Linked DNA regions of Homo sapiens: region 1 is linked to region 2. The links are chromatin loops, found by intact Hi-C in ENCODE. Cell type or tissue: ascending aorta. All regions are shown on one strand. Each heading gives the region's core, and the rest is flanking DNA. Links, peaks and the distances in the headings are about the cores only.

Region 1 (10,245 bases), core at 1,085-9,084, 170 kb before region 2:
CCACTTCTGCTAGCTGGGGACCTTGGACAAGCTGCCCAATCTCCCATACCTCAGTTGCCCCATCTATAACATGGGGCCAGCCAGGCGCAGTGGCTCACGCCTATAATCCCAGCACTTTGGGAGGCCGAGGCGGGTGGATCACCTGAGGTCCGGAGATCAAGACCATCCTGGCTAACACGGTGAAACCCTATCTCTACAAAAAATTAGCTGGGCGTGGTGGCACGCGCCTGTAGTCCCAGCTACTTGGGAGGCTGAGGCAGGAGAATCGCTTGAACCCAGGAGGCAGAGGTTGCAGTGAGCCAAGATCATGCCACTGCACTCCAGCCTGGGCAACAGAGCAAGACTCCGTCTCAATAATAATAATAATAATAATAATAATAATAATGATACAGATTAATAATAGGTGGAGACTTTTTAGAATTGGAATCTTAGACTTTTGGGAACATCACATCTGGAAGAGACCTTAATGTTTCAGGGATCCAGGGACCTTCATGCAAGGTCTATCCTGGAGCGCCTAGGTTTCTGGGAGGGGCCTCTAGAGGATGGGGTAGGGGGTGCAGGAAGCAGGGTGCAGGTCTCCACCTTGAGGCCTGCCGAGCAGCTGCACTTGGGTCTGGTTTATATATTCAGCTTCTCTGCAAGTTTAGAGTAATACAAGGGTTCTGTTACTCCCAGAGCTGAGTGAGGGCCCTCATTTTTTTTGTTTCATTTTGTTTTGTTTTTGTTGTTGTTTTTTTTTCCAGACAGAGTCTTGCTCTGTTGCCCAGGCTGGAATGCAGTGGCACGATCTGGGCTCACTGCAACCTCCGCCTCCAGGGTTTAAGCTGTTCGCCTGCCTCAGCGTCCCAAGTAGCAGGGACTACAGGCGTGCACCACCACGCCCGGCTAATTTTTGTATTTTTAGTAGAGACAGGGTTTCACCCCGTTGGCCAGGCTGGTCTTGAACTCCTGACCTCAAGTGATCCACCTGCCAAAGTGCTGGGATTATAGGCACGCACCACCGTACCTGGCTGGGCCCTGGTTTTTGTACACACGTGCATTGCAGATCTAGAGAAGGTCATGACTTGCCCAAGTACATGTAGCACATCAGGGCAGACCCTGGGCTCAAACCCAGGCCTTCTGCCAGGACTGGGTTAGGCCCAGAGTTGGGGTGCTGCACGATGAACAAGCTGGGGGACGCTGGGAGTGCTACTCAGTCTCTGGGTGGGGGCCAGCTCTCCCGGCAGCTGAGCGGGCGGGAGCAGGAGCTGGAGCAGGCCCGGCGGGAGGCCCAGCGGCAAGTGGAGGCGCTGGAGCGAGCGGCCCGTGAGAAGGAGGCGCTAGCCAAGGAGCACGCTGGCCTGGCTGTGCAGCTGGTGGCTGCGGAGCGTGAAGGCAGGACCCTGTCAGAGGAGGCCACACGCCTGCGGTAAGGCCTTGGGCTCTGCCCAACCCGCCCTGGGGGGTCCTCCTGGGGCCACACCATGACCAGCCACACGCAGGCACGGGCCCCCAGGGGCAGTTACTAAGGAGTCTGGCTTGCCGACTCGTCCTAGCTGTGGCTCAGGCTTCCCCAGGGAGTGTGGGCCTGGCCAGGCAGGTAGATTGGCACTTGGCCCATGCCTGGCCACTCCCTGAGATCCACAGTTTCCTGGGGCCAGGGAGGCTGAGTCCCAGGGCCTCAGGGACTGTATGTGCTGCAGCTTGGAGAAGGAAGCCCTGGAGGGCAGCCTGTTTGAGGTGCAACGGCAGCTGGCCCAGCTTGAGGCCCGCCGGGAGCAGCTGGAAGCCGAGGGGCAGGCCCTGCTGCTGGCCAAGGAGACCCTGACTGGTACGAGGGGCTGGGGACTTGGGGGGAACACCAGGTTCCAGCCCAGACTGCAGCCTCCCAAGGTCTGGGGTCTCACAGAAGTTGGGAGCACTGGAGTAGGAGTCTGGCTGGCCTGGGTTCCAGTCCTGTGCCACCACTTAGATCTCACCTTCCCTTGAGCAAGCCCCTTTCCTCTCTGGGCTGCAGATTCCTCAGCTGATGATTGGAGGTGGCAATGCCCACCTTCTAAGCCTGTTGCCAGGATGACGTGGGAAAAGCGTGTAAGGCCGTGGCACGGTGCCTGGCTGAGTCAACAGTAACTGCCGTTCATCGGTCATCAGGCCTGTTAGTCTGAGTTCTCTGTGCTTTTCAGATGACTCTCTTGGCCCCAGAATCCCAGCCCCACTTCCCTGCACCGTTCCCATCCAGTCTCTGAACTCAGGGCTTCTTTCTGCTCACCTAACATTAACTAAGCACCTACTTGGGTCATGGAAATTAATTTTCCTGTCCATGTACACCTGAGCCAGACAGAACCAGGAAGGGAAATGCTGGTGGGTTTCCAACCCGGGAGATGGTTTTTAGATGGTAGCTATACCATTTCCATTCCCTGTAGTCATTTCCATTAATATAAATAGTTAACGTTTGACGGGTATGTTCATGTCAGTCATTAAAGGAGATGCTTTATGTGTAGCTGTGCAGCTGTGGGAAGTTGCTGCTGATCTCTGAGCCTCCATTTCATCATCTGTTAAATGGGGATGAGGATAAACTACATAGGCATGTTATGAAGACAAAATGAGGTTATGTCTAAAATACTTAGCTGGGCGCTTGACCCATAGTAAGTGCTCAGTCAGGAATAGGGTTGTTTTTTGTTTGTTTGTTTTGAGACAGAGTTTCACTCTTGTTGCCCAGGCGGGAGTGCAATGGCACTATCTCGGCTCACCTCAACCTCTGCCTTCTGGGTTCAAGCGATTCTCCTGCCTCAGCCTCCCAAGTAGCTGGGATTACAGGCATGCATCACCATGCCTGGCTAATTTTATATTTTTAGTAGAGACGGGGTTTCGCCATGTTGGTCAAGCTGGTCTCGAACTCTTGACCTCAGGTGATCCACCCGCTTTGGCCTCCCAAACTGCTGGGATTACAGGCATGAGCCATCACGCCCAGCCTGTTTGTTTTTTGAGACAGAGTCTCACTCTTGTTGCCCAGGCTGGAGTGCAATGGTGCGATCTCGGCTCACTGCAACTTCTGCCTCCTGCATTCAAGCGATTCTCCTGCCTCAGCCTCCCAAGTAGCTGGGACTACATATGCCCGCCACCATGCCTGGCTAATTTTTGTATTTTTGGTATAGACAGGGTTTCGCTGTGTTGGCCAGGCTGGTCTCAAACTCCTGACCTAAGGTGACCTACCTGACCCAGCCTCCCAGAGTGCTGGATTACAGGCATGAGCCACTGCGCCCGGCCTATTTGTTTTTTTGAGGCAGAGTCTCACTCTTGTTGCCCAGGCTGGAGTGCAGTGGTGCAATCTCAGCTCACTGCAACTTCTGCCTCTTGGGTTCAAGCGATTCTCCTGCCTCAGCCTCCCTGAGGCTGGGACTACATACGCCTGCCACCACGCCTGGCTAATTGTTGTATTTTTAGTAGAGACAGGGTTTCACCATGTTGGCCAGGTTGGTCTTGAACTCCTGACCTAAGGTGATCCACCTGCCCCAGCTTCCCAAAGTGCTGGGATTACAGGCGTGAGCCAAGGCACCTGACCTAGGGTTGTTATATGTTTGACATCCGTCCCATTTGGGAGGCCTTCTCATCAGTCATTTTATGCCTTTAATGCCATTCTAGGTAGGCAGGAAAGGGGTCAGGGCCAGTGGGCCCATGTAGCATATAGGGAAACTGAGGCCCAGAGAGGGCAAGCCACTTCAAGAGGACCCAAACTAGATGCCAGGCAGGCCCTCTGCCTCTGGGATTTTGCCCATGTGGCTCACCTGGCCTAAGTCTGCTGGCCCAAGGAAAAGTTTCAACCCAACCCTGCCCTTTCCCCCATTCCTCTCGTGCAGGGGAGTTGGCGGGCCTGCGGCAGCAAATAATAGCTACACAGGAGAAAGCCAGTCTAGACAAGGAGCTGATGGCCCAGAAGCTGGTGCAGGCTGAGCGGGAGGCCCAGGCCTCTCTGCGGGAGCAGCGGGCAGCTCACGAGGAGGACTTACAGCGACTCCAGCGTGAAAAGGTTCAGGCAGCTGGGGAGGGGTGGGCAGGACTCTGAGCCAGTGTTTCATCATCGTTCTTGCTCTGCCTCGGTCTCTACATCTGTGAAATGGGACTTCCTCTCTGTTGTGGAGGTCCTGGGGACAGCTAGGAGGACTGGGGGGATGGGGAGGTTGTGGTTCTTATTAGACATGCAGATTCCCAGGTCCCAAATCTGGTCCAGCCCTGGTAATCCTGATGCAGAGGGTCCACAACCACATTTGGGAAATACTGACCTAATGTACAGCAGGAAAGCACTTTCATTTGCTAAGAAGTACTGTTTGCATATGAAGAGCCACTCAGACCTCAGCATATAGAAAGGCAAGGGGCCAGGGAAGTTACTAGAACACTGACTCTGGGTTTGAATTGCCTGGGTTTGAATCGAATCTTGGTCGCTTACTGGTGATGCTACCCAAGGTGTCCGTGCCTTCATTTCCCCACCTGTAGAAATAGGGATAGGATAGTGAAAGGTATTGAAGATGAGCTGAGACCATCTGCATAGAGGGCTTAGCATAGTGACTGGTACTTAGCAAATGCTCCATAAGTTATGATTGCTGGCACTGACATGCTCTCCAGAGTGGCCCTCGGGACAGGGGCCCTCAGCCACCAAATCCTAGACAGGGCTGCCTCTGACAGAGGTGCAGGCTATGACTGCATGGCTCCAGGGCATGCCACTCACCCTGCAGTACCCCTGGCCTTGGGTGGTTGTTACCACGCTTCTCCAGGAGGTGGCGGTAAAGCTCTTTTTTTTTTTTCTTTTTTCTTTTTTTGAGACGGAGTCTTGCTCTGTTGCTTAGGCTGGATTGCAGTGGCGCAATCTCGGCTCACTGCAACCTCCACTTTCTGGGTTCAAGCGATTCTCCTGCCTCTGCTTCCTGAGTAGCTGGGATTATAGGCGCGCCACCACGCCTGGCTAATTTTTGCATTTTTAGTAGAGACGGGATTTCACCATATTGGTCAGGGTGTCTCGAACTTTTGACCTCGTAATCTGCCCACCTCGGCCTCCCAAAGTGCTGGGATTACAGGCATGAGCTACGGTGAAGATCTTAAAGAAGGGGCGGTTTGGCCGGTCGTGCTGACTCATGCCTGTAATCCAGCACTTTGGGAGGCCGAGGTGGGCAGATCACCAGGTCGGAAGATCGAGACCATCCTGGCTAACACAGTGAAACCCCATCTCTACTAAAAATCACAAAAAATTAGCTGGGCGTGGTGGCACGCGCCTGTAGTCCCAGATACTTGGGAGGGTAAGGCAGAAGAATCGCTTCAACCTGGGAGGCAGAGGTTGCAGTGAGCCAAAATCTCGCCACTGCACTCCAGCCTGGGTGACAGAGCAAGACTCCGTCTAAAAAAAAAAAAAAAGAAGTGGCAGCTCTGTCTGCTTCTCACAGAGTTGCTAGGGGCAAGTGCTGAGGCAGGCACCTGCCCTCAGGCTCCCCAGGTGGGCTGCTATTTGCCTGTGGGCTCTGCCTGCCCGCCTGTCCAGTCCCCAGGGATCTGAACTCCTGTGACCTCCCCCTTGCTCTTCTTGCCCTTTGCATTGCCTGGCTTGGCCTCATTAATGTCCCCAAATCTGTGTTCTCTCCAGCTCCTCTGGCAACCCCTGACCCCCTTCATTCCTCACAGCCAGTCCTAACTCCCCTCCATCCCAACCCCAATCCCTCTTCCACAGCTGTCGGAACATCCCCTAAGCTAAAAATCAGATTGCTCCTTGTCACCTTGGCTCGAGTCCTCTCTCCCACTCCCCTCACTGTCCTTAGAATCCCCATGGCCCACACGGCCTGTCCTGGCCCCACCCCTGCCTGGGGCTCTGGCCCTGTGACTCACCATGTCCCGTTCCCCTCTGCACCCTGCATCCTCTAGGCCTTTCCAGGGGCTGTGTTCTTGGCCTGGGGTGGTCTTTTCTCTCCTTACCTGGCTGACAGTTACTTGTCCCTCCGCAGGGGACCATGTTCGGACCCCCAGGCCAGCCCACTGCTGCTCCTTGGCACTTTCACGGCCCTGGCGTGTCCCCGTCATAGCCCTTATCACTCCCTTGTATTTACCTGGTCACCCTCCATCTCTGAGGGTATGGGGGCCAGATGGCTCTTGCTGCCCTGATGTTTTGGGGGGTCTGCCTGGGCCCCCTCCTGGTGTGTCACAGGCATCCGGTCCTGGCCCCCTAGGAGGCAGCATGGCGGGAGCTGGAGGCCGAGCGGGCCCAGCTGCAGAGTCAGCTGCAGCGTGAGCAGGAGGAGCTGCTGGCCCGGCTGGAGGCTGAGAAGGAAGAGCTGAGTGAGGAGATTGCTGCCCTGCAGCAGGAGCGCGACGAGGGCCTCCTCCTAGCAGAGAGTGAGAAGCAGCAGGTTCGTGAGCCCTGGCATGGCCTCTGCTGCTCTCTGAGCTGCTCCAGTTCTGGGGCCGGGCCCTGCTCTGCCACTTGGCAGCTAGGAGCCCTGGGGCAGGCCACTGCCCTCTTGGGGGCCTCAGTTTCCTTACCTGCAGGAGGGGAGGATTAGAAGGGGGTTCGTGAGGCTTTGCTGTGCTCCATGCCTGGCACACAGTGAGCACTTACTGAGTGACAGTGACAGTCGTGACACCAGGAAAGCTGTTCCATATTCTCCCATGCCTCGTCCCACCCCACGCTGGGCATGGATCCTCATGGCTGCCTTCTGAGCAGTCCCCACGATGCCCACAGGCATCAGCTGACGTGTCCCCCCAAATAACAAATCCCTAACTTTCCTATAATGTAACGGAGACAGGGCAGACTGTGCCCATCTCCTCTCCTCACCAGCTGTGTACCTGGGCGAGTCACTTTACCTCCTTGAGCCTCAGTTTCCTCATCTGTAAGATGGGTAGAAAGAAAGACTCTGCAGTCAGGGTGCTGTGGCGGGTTAGTGAGCTCTATGAGTGGTATCCACGTCCGGGATTCTTGTGACTGCCGTTGTGCCCTTTTCCAGGGCTGCATGTCTGCCCTGGGTCCACCTGCAGTGGCACACTCAGGCCTCTAAGCCCCCAGTGGGCACATTTCCTAGGCAGCAAGAAGCCTGAGCATGCCCCCAGGACCAGCCCATCCCCCAAGCCCTTTGTCCCCTGCCTCTGCCCAGGCCTTGTCTCTGAAGGAGTCTGAGAAGACGGCGCTGTCAGAGAAGTTGATGGGTACACGGCACAGCCTGGCCACCATCTCCCTGGAGATGGAGCGGCAGAAACGAGATGCCCAGAGCCGGCAGGAGCAGGACCGGGTAGGGCAGGCTGGGCAGCTGGGCCTCTGTCTCATAGAGAGGCACATCCCTGGCTGAGGAGCCCCCACCACGGGGCGGCATGGCCCTGTCCTGGAGAAGCTTCCAGGCTGTGGGAAAGGAGGTTTAGCCCTTCTTTTGGGAGCCCCCATCTGAGGGAGGTGGCTCAGCCCTGCCCTGATGAATCCTTTTGGCGTGAGGGAGAGGCTGGCTACACGGGCAGCACTCACTATGCATCCAGGGGTTGGCAGAGGGTCCGGCAGGCCAGCGGGAGGGGCCGTGTTTAGAGCTAAAAGTGGACAGTGCACTGAGCGGGTTGGGAGCAGCCCGGGGCTGGGGGACACAGCAGGACCAAGTCTGAGGAGCCCCTCTGTCCCAGAGCACCGTGAACGCTCTGACGTCTGAGCTGCGGGACCTACGGGCCCAGCGGGAGGAGGCTGCTGCGGCCCACGCCCAGGAGGTGAGGAGGCTGCAAGAGCAGGCCCGAGACCTGGGCAAGCAGCGGGACTCCTGTCTTCGCGAGGTGAGCAGCCGCCCCCCTCTTCCAAGCAGCATACCCTAAATGGCACTGTGTGCCTGGGGGCCTAGTTCCCCAGGGCCCCAGAAGAGTGTAAGATTCCTCCCTGCATTTGAGGACCAATGAATAGCAACTTAGAAAGGAGGCAGCAAGCACTACGAAGCACCTGTTGTGTACAGGTGGGATTTGGCCTCAAGGAGGGGTGAGTGGGGTCTCTGCCCTCTTGGTGTTGTGCTCAGGACAGTCCTGATTGATGGTGACTTCAGGTCAAAACATTACTGATTACAGCACGCCTTGCTCAAATGATAACTCACAGCCTGCGGTCTGAGCACTGCAGAGGGATGGGGCAGGCTCCCTGGGTCCAGGGATCTGGGGTACAAGACCCAGCTTGACGGGGGGGTCCCTGACCGCTGCCCTGGGGACACCTGCTGTGCTCACAGGCAGAAGAGCTTCGGACCCAGCTGCGTCTGCTGGAGGATGCCCGTGACGGGCTGCGGCGGGAGCTGCTGGAGGCCCAGCGCAAGCTGCGTGAGAGCCAGGAGGGCCGGGAGGTGCAGCGCCAGGAGGCAGGCGAGCTGCGACGCAGCCTGGGCGAGGGTGCCAAGGAGCGCGAGGCCCTGCGGCGTTCCAATGAGGAGCTTCGGTCTGCTGTGAAGAAGGCAGAGAGCGAGCGCATCAGGTGGGGTGTCGCAGGAGGACCAGTCCTGAGTCCTCATGGGATCCCATCCCTGAAACCTAACTTCACCCCCAACGTTCTGGGGAAATTGCCCAGATACGGATCCTCTGTCTCCTAAGCAGAGCCTGGCACCTGGGTGATTTTAGGAAGGTTTCCTCCCTGTTGATTGGGGAAAGGGGCAGAGGGGCAGTGGGCAGCTTTGGGTCCAGACTCAGACCCACCCACCGTCATCACCCTGGAAACCAGGTCCCCTCCTGGAGTCACTGGTCTACCCCTCCCAGCCGAGGGCCTGGGCCCCAGCCCTGCAGGGCTCAGGGCTTAGCTCTTCAGAGAGGCCACATGGGCAGGCAGTGCCTGATCCACTCCAGAAATTGGAGGAGACGGCTTTTGTGTAGAGCCACTGACTACTCCCAGGACCCAGGGCAGCCCCTGACCTCTGCCCTCTCCAGCCTGAAGCTTGCCAATGAGGACAAGGAGCAGAAGCTGGCACTCCTAGAGGAGGCACGGACAGCTGTGGGCAAGGAGGCCGGGGAGCTGCGAACTGGGCTGCAGGAGGTGGAGCGCTCACGGCTGGAGGCTCGGCGGGAGCTGCAGGAGCTCCGGCGTCAGGTACTCTCCCTGTGCCACCCCTTAGCCTGGGGCTTGCTGTGTGCCCCGGGCCAATAGCTCCCCCTTTCTGGAATTACGTTTCTACCCCTATGTAAAACCAGGGGCTTGAACTATGACAAGCCCTCTCACCTAACCTTGGTGTGAATGGATGGGCTTTGAGGAGTCCTTGAATCCCTGAAACTGTGCAAAAGTCTGCGTGCATTTGTGTGCACACTCAGGCTCACATTTCTGCAAGGAGAGGAGCTGGTGTCCTTGTCCAGTTCTCAAAGGAATCTGCAAACAACAAAAGGTACAGATTTTGTGAACTAGGTCAGAGGTTGGCAAATGGTTTTTTGTAAAGAGCCCAAATGGTCAATATTTCCAGCTTTACGGGCCACACAGTCTCTGTTGCAACTACTTGACTCTGCTGGGGTAGTGAGAAAGCAGTCCCAAACAGTGCATGAACAGAGGGGTGTGGGTTCCAGTAAAACTTTGTTTAGGGACACTGAAATGTGAATTTTCTGTCATTTTCATGTGTCAAGAAATGTTGTTCTTCCTTTAGAAATGATCCATTTTCGATGATTTAAAAATGTAAAAAAAAAAAAAAATCCTTAACTCAGACCCTTGTAGAAACGGGAGATGGGCTGAATTTGGCCTGTGAGCTGTAGTTCGCTGACCCGTGAATTCGATGATCTGCAAACTCAACAGCAGCATGTATTGAAGAAGCACCTGCTGTCTACTGGGCACTGGCCTGGACACTGTGGGTTCAGGCTTCTCACTCTAGAAGATGCAAAGAACAGGAAATGGCCTCATTCAGCCCCTAGGCGCTGCCTCACCCAGAGATATCACAACCAGGCCAGGCGCAGTGGCTCACACCTATAATCTCAGCACTTTGGGAGGCGGAGGCCAGTGGATTGCTTGAGCCCAGGAGTTCGAGACCAGCCTGGGTAACATGGTGAAAACCTGTCTCTACTAAAAATACGAAAAATTAGCCAGCTGTGATGGCTCATGCCTTTAATCTCATGCTTTGGGAGGCCAAGTTGGGAGGACTGCTTGAGCCTAGGAGTTCAAGACCAGCCCAGGCAACATAGTGAGAACCAGTCTCTACAAAAAATTTAAAAAATAGCTAGGTGTGGTGACACGCTCCTGGAGTCCCAGCTACTTGGGAGGCTGAGGTGGGAGTATCCCTTGAGCCCAGGAAGTCAAGGCTGCAGTGAGCTGTGATC
Region 2 (10,245 bases), core at 978-8,977:
TGTGTGAGGAAGTGGTCTTTGGTAGGTGAGGACAGAAACTGAGGGGGGGTGGGCAGAGGCCGTGGGAGGGAAGGAGTGGGGCGGAGGGGATGTGTGTTTGGGAAGGAGTTAGAGCTGATGGAAGATGGAGCTCCAGGAACGGGTGCCCCCAGACAAGAGGGGTGAGGCCCACAAGTGCCCAGTGCTGATATACCCAGCCCTTGGACTCCAACCTTCTCCCTGAGGCGGCCCAAATTAGGAGGTGGTGAAGAGCCCAGCTGCTTCTGAGTGGCAGGGATTTGGGAGGAATGTGAGTGGGGAAGAGGGAAGGCCCGAGTTTTAGCCAGGAGGTCATTTGTCCCCCAAAGGCACAGCTCACAGACCCAGGGAGAGGCCAGTAACTGTTTTTTTTTTTTTTTTTTGAGACAGAGTTTTCCTCTTGTTACCCAGGCTGGAGTACAATGGCGCCATCTCAGCTCATTGCAACCTCCGCCTCCCAGGTTTAATTGATTCTCCTGCCTCAGCCTCCCAAGTAGCTGGGATTACAGGCAGGCACCACCACACCCAGCTAATTTTGTATTTTTAGTAGAGACGGGGTTTCTCCATGTTGGCCAGGCTGGTTTTGAACTCCTGATCTCAGGTGATCTACCTGCCTCGGCCTCCCAAAGTGCTAGGATTACAGGCGTGAGCCACAGCGCCCGGCCGAGGCCAGTAACTTCTGATGAACTCCAGGCACCCGGCTGAGCACATCCTCCAATCAGGAGGAATCTCTCGGGTGGCCACCTGCCAAACTGGGACAAAACTTGTGTAGCTTGGAGAGACTTCGAGGCGCCCCCAGAGGTGAGCTCGTGTCTGGGCACCCCTCTGCCACGAGTGACTTTGGAGCCCTTACTGTGTGACAGATAACGGGCACCCACCAGGGTTCTCACCTTCCTGGGGCTCTAACTTTCATTTGACTCATGGGGAGACTGGGGCCAGAGTGGGGGAGGACACTGTACCCCCCACTGACGGAGACCCCGGGCAGCTCATAACAGGACACTGGGCAAGATAGTGATAACATCAGACCGCAATACCCAGGGGAGCTGGAGTAAGAGCGGGCACTTACTGCTTTCTTTCTGTGGGTCAGGCACTGTTCCAAGCGGCTCTTTTCATGTATTAGAGTTAGATCACTGAACCCTCCCAGTAACTCCGCCACTTTACAGATGAAGAAAGTGAGCTGTGAGGAGGTGGGGGAATTGACTCTGGGTTGCAGAGCTCCTAAGAGTGGCAGAGGGAGGAGCTTGCAGGGCCACTGGGGTGGAGGCAGGGGGCAAGGCCGAGTGAGGGCAGGGGCAGAATGCTGTCCATGCTTTGTAGATAAGGAAGTCGCAGTTCTAGGCCCAGCTCTGCTTTTGTGCCGCCTTGGGCCAGGTACCCTGCCATTCGGAGCCCCATTTTCTGCCTCTGTGAAGTAACTGATCCCTCAGCACGGTGTAAGGACGGTATTAAACGAGACAACAAGGTGCAGAAAATACTAGCACAGAGCCTGGCACAAGGCTCAAGAAATGAAGCCCCCTCCCCTTAAAAACCCAATTCAGACCTGGCCACCCACACTCAGGACTCCTGCCCGGGCTCAGGCCATCATGTTGGGCCCAGAGCCTGGTTGATGAGACAGGAGTTTCCTGGTGCCCAGAGGTTTAAAATAGCTGAAGTAGTCACAGCTGTTGGTGGATTCAGGGCCGGAGGTCGCATGCATCACGGCTGCTCCCACCTCTCCCCTGGGATCCGGAAGAGCCACAAAGCATCTCACGGTGTCTTTTGGGGACTTAGCTTAGGCCAGTTCCTGGCACAGACCCGCACCCACCCCTCCAGCAAGCGCCCCTGCCAAGCCTGTGGGCAGGGTGCCTGGGCTAAGAGGGGCTCTTCTGAGCTGTTTTCTGTTAGGTTCCTCCACTGGGTGTGGGGTCTCCGGGCCAGGCCTTGGGGGAACCAGGGAGGCCACTCAAACTTCGACAAGCCTGCTTTGAGGAAACAGACAGCTTACTGAGAGCACTATACATACAATAATTTAAAAAGAAAGAAAAAAATGCACAAGTATTACCTGGTCATTGTGGAAAAGTTAAAAAAAATATGATCACCCATGACCCTAGTACCAGAGATCAGTCTGAATCTATGAGTATGATCTGGCCGGGCTGCCCACAGGCTGCTGTGGGGCAGCACACTTCCTGAGCCCTTGCGCCATGCCAGGAGCTGTTCAGAGCCCATTCACACACACATCTCAGCCTGTTTAATCCTCACGACAGCCCTGTGAGGTGAGAGCTATTATTATCTTCCATCTGCACAGAGGCACCAACCAGCCTGCAGTGAAGAGCATGGACTTTGGTCTTGGTGGACCTGGGGTCAAGTCTGGCTCTGCCCCTCACTAGCTGGGGGCCTCTCTGGGCCTCAGTTTCTTCTTCTATAAAGGAGATACTAGGAATTGTTATAAGGAACAAGGAATAACAAGATGATATCCAGTAAGGTACTGCACATCGTGGCCTGGCACAGACCCAAGTTCCAGTAGACGGTAGTTATTTCCTATGCGTATATAGTTATTTTAAGTTTTTGTAAACATGGGCTTCTGACTACATGCTGTTTGATAACATACTTCAAAGCTTCCACAATGTGAGAGGCTGGGCTGGCTGTGGCCAGGTCACACAGAGCATTGTAAGTCGTGGAAAAGGCTTTGGGGCTTTATCTTTATGGGGTCATGGGGGAAGCCTGGGAAGGACTTTGGAAGGTGTCAACGGCACGATGTACACTTTAGGAAAATCACTCTGGCTGCTGTAGGCAGCTAAATTTGACAGGAATTCTGGCAGGAGACCAGAGAAAGGAAGAGGTCGGGGTCTGGGCCATGGATCCCCAAAGCAATCCTTCTGTGGCCAGGGATCGCCCCAACCCCTGACTCTGCACCATGGGGACCTGCAGTCATACCCTCAAGAGCAGATCCCCATAACCCTGGCCCTGCCTGGCCCCGTCACATTCCCTTTCCCCTGGCAAAGCCCACCCTTTGGTCTCACTCCCTTGAGAAGAGTCTCTGGGATGGGGGCGTTGATTCAGCCTCTGCCTCAGCTCTCGGTCCTGAGAGACATCGTGCTCAGAGGCGGGGAAGGGCTGGGGTGCTCCATTGTTCTAATACTGCGTGAGTTCAGAATGAGGAAGTCATGTCTCTTCTGCGTGCTGCTGTGGCTGTACCCCACTCGGGGGTACATTTATATATGCAGAGAGAGAGATTTATTTTAAGAAATTGGCTCACATGGTTGTGGGGGCTGACAAGCCTGAAATTTGTAGAGCTGGCCAGTCAGAAATGGGAGAAGAATTGATGTTGCGGTCTTGAGTCTGAAATCTACAGGTTGGAAACAGCACGGTTTCTATGTTGCATTCTGGAGGCTGAATTGCCTCCTCTTTGGGAAACCTCAGTCTTTGTTGTTAAGGCCTTCAACTGATTGGATGAGGCCCACCCACATTTTGGAGTGCAATCTACTTTACTCAAAGTCTACTGATTTAAACGTTGATCACATCTGAAAAATATCTTCACAGCAACATCCAGACTGATGTTTGACTGGATGATGGGGTGCCATAGCCTGGCCAAATCGACACAGAAAATTAACCATCACCATGCTGAAAGATGGGCTAAGGCTTTCATTCATTAGGTCACCATTTATGGAGCATTTATTCCCTGCCAGGCACCTGCGCTAAGCACTGTGTGTATGTTATCCCATTGAATCCTTGCTACAACCCCAGAAGTAAGTATTTTTCTTACCCTTATTTTATACATCCAAGGGTAAGATGACTTGTCCGGGCCAGGGTTCTACCCTTAGTCAGTGAAGCAAAGCTAGAAAGGTGAATTCTGGAGAAGATGTAATAAGCCAGTTGTCTGAGGGGCTGCCAGGGGGCCAGAGTAAGCCTGGGAGGTCCTAGACCCATGCTTTCCAACATGTAGCCACTGCCAGACAAGGTTTATGTGGCTAATCTGAACTGACACATGCTGTAGGTGTAAAACAGTGGTCCCCAACCTTTTTGGCACCAGGGACCTGTTTTGTGGAAGACAGGCTTTCCATGGATGGGGGTGGGGATGGTTTCGGGATGATTCAAGCGCATTACATTTCTTGTGCACTTTATTTCTATCATCACATTGTAATACATAAGGAAACAATTTTACAATTCACCGTAATGTAGAATCAGTGGGGGCCCTGAGCTTGTTTTCCTGCAACTAGATGGTCCCATCTGGGGGTGATGGGAGACAGTGACAGGTCATCAGGCATTAGATTCTCATCAGGAGCTCACAGCCTAGATCTCTCACCTGCGCAGTTCACAATAGCATTTGTGCTCCTATGGGAATCTAAAGACAAAACTTCCCTTGCTAGCCCAATGCTCACCTCCTGCGGTGTGCCTGGTTCCCAACAGACCACAGACTGGTAATGGTCCATAGCCTGGGGGTTGGGGACCCCTGGTGTAAAATACAGATTTCAAGGAGTTACAAGGAGAAAAAGATGGTAATTTTAAAAATAATTGACTCCATGTTGGAATGATAATATGGTGAATGTATTTCATTAAATGCAAATGTATTATTAGCTGGATGTGGTGGCTCAAGCCTGTAATCCCAACACTTTGGGAGGCTGAGGAGGGAGGATCACTAACATTCAGGAGTTTGAGATGAGCCTGGGCAACATAGCAAGACCCTGTCTCTACAAAAAAATTTAAAAATTAGCCAGGCATGGTGATGCACCCCCTGTACTCCCAGCTACTTGGGAGGCCAAGGTTGGGGGAATCTCTTGAGCCCACGAGGTTGAGGCTGCAAGTGAGCAGTGACCGTGCCACTGCATGCCAGCTGGGGCGACAGAGCAAGACTCTGTCTCAAACAAACAAACATCAAAAAGCCCAAAGACGTATTGTTAAAGTTAATTGTACCTATTTATTTCAGCTTTTAAAAATGTGGCTACTAGAAAATGTGGTTACCTGTGAGGCACACATTTGTGGTTGCCATCATTTTTATTTTTCTTTCTTCCTTTTTTTTTTTTTTTTTTTTGAGACAGAGTCTTGCCCTGTCACCCAGGCTGGAATGCAGTGGCATGAGCTTTTCTCACTGCAACCTCCGCCTCCTGGGTTTAAGTGATTCTCATGCCTCAGCCTCTGGAGTAGCTGGGACCACAGGCACGCGCCACCATGCCCGGCTGATTTTTGTATTTTTAGTAGAGACAGGGTTTCACCATGTTGGCCAGGCTGGTCTCGAACTCCTGACCTCAAGTAATCTGCCCACCTCGGCCTTCCAAAGTGCTGGGATTACAGGCGTGAGCCACTACGCCCGGCTGGTTTGCATCATTTTTCTATGGGTGGTGCAGATCCAGACGCCTCTAAATGGTTAGGCAGGGACTTGTTCATGATTTTTCTGGGTCGAGCCTGGGTACAGCTGGGCACAGTAGATAAATATTTGGTGAAGAGAGTGGAATTGCTTCAGAGTTCCCAGAGGGCAGCAGTGGGGTTAATAGCAAGAGTTAAAACAGGGAACACGCGAAGGCCGCAAGAGGCGGAGACCACAAGGTGGCGCCAGATCCCCATCTTGGAAGCAGGGAGGCGGCGCTGGCCGGCCTGAGCCCGAGAGATCAGAATGCCTCCGCCTCTGTCCCACCCTGCTCAGCACCTTCCTTTAGCTTTTGGGACCCTCTTTTTCCTGGTGGTTTGGGTCAGAATTCAGGGGCCACCTTTGTGTGAGGTCAGTGGCAGGTCCCTTAGAGTGGGAACTTCTCGCTGGACAAAGGGGCGACTGAAGCTCAGAGAAGGATGAGAGGGGCCCAGAGAGGGGCAGTGACCGGCCGAAGGGCGCAGAGCCAGTTGGTAAAAGAGGGAGGTCTTTTGTGTCTCATCCTTCAGGCCTGTCCTGTTACCTCAGTGCCTTTGTCCTGTGAGCCTGGGTCGTTGATTCGTTTTAAAAATCACTTGATAAACAAATCACAGAGTCAGGTGCTGTGCGGGTGGGAGTGGGGACACAGGTCCATCCTTATGAGCAACCTAGCAGGAGCAAAAAACATGCACGGATGCTCACAAACACATGCACACACACAACATGCACACACGCACATACACGTGCACACACACACGCACGCATGCACACACATGCACACACACACACCCTTGTGTAGGAAGAACATCACGCAGTCATTTACAACCACATTGGAAGAAGGCGCTATAATCATTTCTGCCATACCCCATGATGTGGTCACATTTTCCATCTCGAGAATCAGTCCACCTGGATTGACATCCTAGCCCTTCCTGGCTTAGGAGACCTTGGACAAGTCATCTCACTTGAGTCTCAGTTTTCTCATCTGTGAAATGGGGGTTAATCATGGCACCTCCTTCCCAGGTGGTTGTGAGGTTTAAACAAGATAATGGGCTGGGCGCAGTGGCTCACGCCTGTAATCCCAGCACTTTGGGAGGCCGAGGTGGGCGGATCATGAGGTGAGGAGATCGAGACCATCCTGGCTAACACGGTGAAACCCCGTCTCTACTAAAAATACAAAAAAAAATTAGCTGAGCGTGGTGGCGGGCGCCGGTAGTCCCAGCTACTAGGGAGGCTGAGGCAGGAGAATGGTGTGAACCCGGGAGCCTGCAGTGAGCCAAGATCATGCCACTGCACTCCAGCCTGGGCAACAGAGCGAGACTCTGTCTCAAAAAAAAAAAAAAAAAAGATAGTAGGCTGGGTACGGTGGCTTATGTCTGTAATCTCACTATTTTGGGAGGTCGAGGCGGAGGCAGGCAGATCGCTTGAGCTCAGGAGTTGGAGGCCAGCGTGGGCAATATGGTGAAACCCCGTCTCTACCAAAAATGCAAAAAAATTAACCAGGCGTGTTGGCGTGTGCCTGTGGTCCCAGCTACTCCGGAGGCTGAGGTGGGAAGATTGCTTGAGCCTGGGAGGTAGAGGTTGCAGTGAGCCGAGGTCGGCCACTGCACTCCAGCCTGGGTGACAGAGTGAGACCCTGTCTCAAAAAAAAAAAAAAAAAGGATCTCCTTTGGTTTTCAAAAATTATTATTCCACTTACTGTCATTTCAAATTCAACAATCCCACTTTAGCTTTGAGTTCAAGTTAAAAATCTTCTCTTAAGGACAAATTCCACTTTTTTCTTTTATTTGCTAGAGATGGGGTCTCACTATGTTGCCCAGGCTGGTCTTGAACTCCTAGGCTCAAGCAATCCTCCCACCTCAGCCTCCCAAAGTGCTGGGATTACAGGCATGAGCCACTGTGCCTGGCCTATATGATTCCACTTCAATGAGGTACCTACAATAGTCAGATTCACAGGGACAGAAAGTAGAAAGGAGGTTGCCCTGGGGGCTGAAGAGAGAGGGGAATGGCAAATTGTCGTTTAGTGGGCGTAGAATTCTAGTTTTGCAAGATGAAAAGAGTCTTGGAGATTGGCTGCATTTAACAATGTGAACGTACCTAACACTCTGCTGAACTGAACACTTACAAATAGCTTACATGGCACATTGTATGGTATGTATATTTTACCACGATTAAAAATTTAAGAAAAAATTTAGGAAAAGTATTCTTTTAAAATATAACAACTTTAGTGGGCCAGGCATGGTGGCTCATGCCTGTAATCCCAGCAGTTTGGGAGGCCGAGGCAGGTGGATCACCTGAGGTCAGGAGTTCAAGACCAGCCTGGCCAATATGGTGAAACTCTGTCTCTACTAAAAATACAAAAATTAGCTGGGCATGGTGGCGCATGACTGTAATCCCAGCTACTTGGGAGGCTGAGGCAGGAGAGTCACTTGAATCCGGGAGGCAGAGGTTTCAGTGAGCGGAGATTGCACCACTGCACTCCAGCCTGGGCGACAGAGCGAGACTCTGTCTCAAAAAGAAAAAAAAACTTTAAAAATTATTATAAAATTATTAAAATGATACAACTGAATATTTGGTTCCATTGACAATCTTGGCTAATTAAACATGCATGAAAATATAATTTAAAATCTGTCAGAACCCCCGACACACTTCAGCCTTGAGAGAGCTGTGACTGGGATCTGAGTCATGTGCCTTTTATTCCTCAGATTGTAGATTAACTCACTTTCTTATTTTTCTTATTCTGTACAATGACCAGAGAGAATTAAAGAACAGCAGGGACAAAACCCTCCTGCCTTCTTAATTAATGACCCTGTGACTCATCTACTTCCCCTTTGTTGTCCTGCTCTGCGTAGAACAGATGACAGGAAACGCATAGCTATCATACCCTTCACAAAAAATGTGAAATATGCCCTCCGCCAAAAGAAACACTGCCCATAACCAGTCAAATGGCTGTAACTATGCGCCAGCCTAGTATGAAAAATGTTGTTATCTGGCTAAAAATTCCTCTGTCCCTGCCTCTATAAATGAAAACTTCACTTCCCTACTTCGGAATGCTGAGTTCATTACTTTGGAGTTGAGGTTTCTGGGTGGCCGTTCTCAAATCTTGTGCTTGAATAAACTCTATTTTATTTTACTTTGGTGTATTTTACATTTTTTTTTATTATTATTTTTTGAGACAGGGTCTCGCTCTGTTGCCCAGGCTGGAGTGCAGTGGCACAATCACAGTTCACTGCAGCCTCAACCTTCTGGGCTCAAGTGATCCTCCCACCTCAGCCTCAGTAGCTGGGACTACAGGTGTGGGCCACCACACATGGCTGATTTTTAAAATTTTTTGTAGAGACGGTGTCCCACTACGTTGCCCAGGCTGGTCTCGAAGTCCTGGACTCAAGGGATCCACACAGCTTCCCAAAGTGCTGGAATTATTGGCGTGAGCCACTGTGCCTGGCCTAAACTCTTTTTAAATTAGACTCTGACGCTCCTGGTTATTTCAGGTTGACACACAGTTAAACATTTTTAACTGCATGTATAGATTTAACATATTCAATTTCTTTTAAAAATACTTCAGTTGCCTTAATAACAAACACAACTTTCTCAAGCACTTAAATTATTCTTAGAAATCTGGTAACTTATGCTTATCATGAATTCAAATTTTTATAACTTTTTAACACTTCTGTCAAGCATAGTAAAATTTCAACTTAAAATATCACAAGTCTAAATCAATCAATGATTCATTTGTGCATTTTACTTTATTTTTGAGACGGAGTCTTGCTCTGTCGCCCAGACTGGAGTGCAGTGGCATGATCTCGTCTCATTGCAACCTCCATCTCCCAGATTCAAGCGATTCTCCTTTGTCAGCCTCCCAAGTAGCTGGGATTACAGGCATCCACTACCACGCCTGGCTAATTTTTGTATTTTTAGTAGAGACAGGATTTCACCATGTTGGCCAGGCTGGTCTCCAACTCCTGACTTCAGGCGATACGCCCACCTCGGCCTCCCAAAGTGCTGGGATTATAGGCGTGAGCCACTGTGCCCGGCCTCATTTGTGTATTTAAATTAAAACCTTAAGACTGACTTTTTATTCACACAGACTGGGGTGTGCAATCTTTTGGCTTCCCTGGGCCACGCTGGAAGGAGAAGAATTGTCTTGGGCCACACATAAAATACACTAACACTAATGATAGCTGATGAGCTAAAAAAAAAAAAAAAAAAAAAAAAGAATTGAAAAAAAATCTCTTAATGTTTTAAGAAAGTTTACGAATTTGTGTTGGGCCGCATTTAAAGCTACAGCTGCATTCAAAGCCACTGGCCAAGGGTTGGACAAGCTTAACATAGCCCATATTCTCTTAAATATTAAAAATATTTCAAATTCCAAAGTTGAAATTGTTTGATTCTCTGAAACATTTCTTTGCTCAATTCTTGTCAAGCTTAAAAAATGAGAGCCTACTAAGGCAATGATGTTGTCACACCAAGAAAATTTCGAGCTTAGTTTTCCAACCCATTTTTGGGGTTCCTACCTCCTCTAAGATTCCTTAATGTCCACGGAAACTTCAGGCTTGGATGGAGGTTTTGTCCAAGGTCTTGATAGGACACAAGTCCTATTGTTAGTCATTTAAACAGGATTTCCCATAACCTAAAAAGGGTGGTGGCATAGTCTGTGTCCCCAGGGTTCAGCATATGCATTTCCTATTTCTTAAGTCAGATCTGGGGCTAAGTAATACCCTCCCAGGTAGCTTCACCACTTGTTTGGTTTCAATTGGTGTTTTAGTCCACTTTGCATTATAAGGAATGCCTGAGGCTGGGTAATTGATAAGGAAAAGAGGTTTATTCAGCTCATAGTCCTGCAAGCTGTATAAGAAGCGTAATGCCTGGATGACCCAGCCTTGGCAAAATACTAAAAGCAAGAAAAAAAT

What was found. Peaks named below come from ENCODE experiments on the same cell type or tissue, not always from the same donor. Only the 100,000 strongest peaks of a DNase experiment are listed, where the experiment ranks them.
Region 1: it touches region 2 in a loop (3-fold over the local background); 5 of 110 quality-filtered maps call a loop at or near these places.

What each region holds. Positions count from the first base shown.
Region 1 is chr1:16,947,117-16,957,361 of GRCh38, forward strand. CROCC (ciliary rootlet coiled-coil, rootletin) reads left to right here. Exons shown (of 37, transcript NM_014675.5): 18 at 1,215-1,408; 19 at 1,683-1,810; 20 at 3,837-4,006; 21 at 6,186-6,365; 22 at 7,107-7,241; 23 at 7,618-7,761; 24 at 8,196-8,434; 25 at 8,881-9,040. Among named protein-coding and RNA genes, the nearest start is that of MFAP2, 28 kb to the right of the region's middle. In ascending aorta, for the core only: a CTCF peak has its summit at 4,732 (motif pointing right); a DNase peak (open chromatin) is centred at 4,745; H3K27ac peaks cover 468 bases.
Region 2 is chr1:17,120,397-17,130,641 of GRCh38, forward strand. No RefSeq gene overlaps it. Among named protein-coding and RNA genes, the nearest start is that of PADI2, 6.1 kb to the left of the region's middle. RefSeq lists an enhancer at 1-180 and silencers at 1,597-1,780, 5,589-5,678. In ascending aorta, for the core only: a CTCF peak has its summit at 5,538 (motif pointing right); DNase peaks (open chromatin) are centred at 5,565 and 8,219; H3K4me3 peaks cover 470 bases; H3K27ac peaks cover 2,014 bases.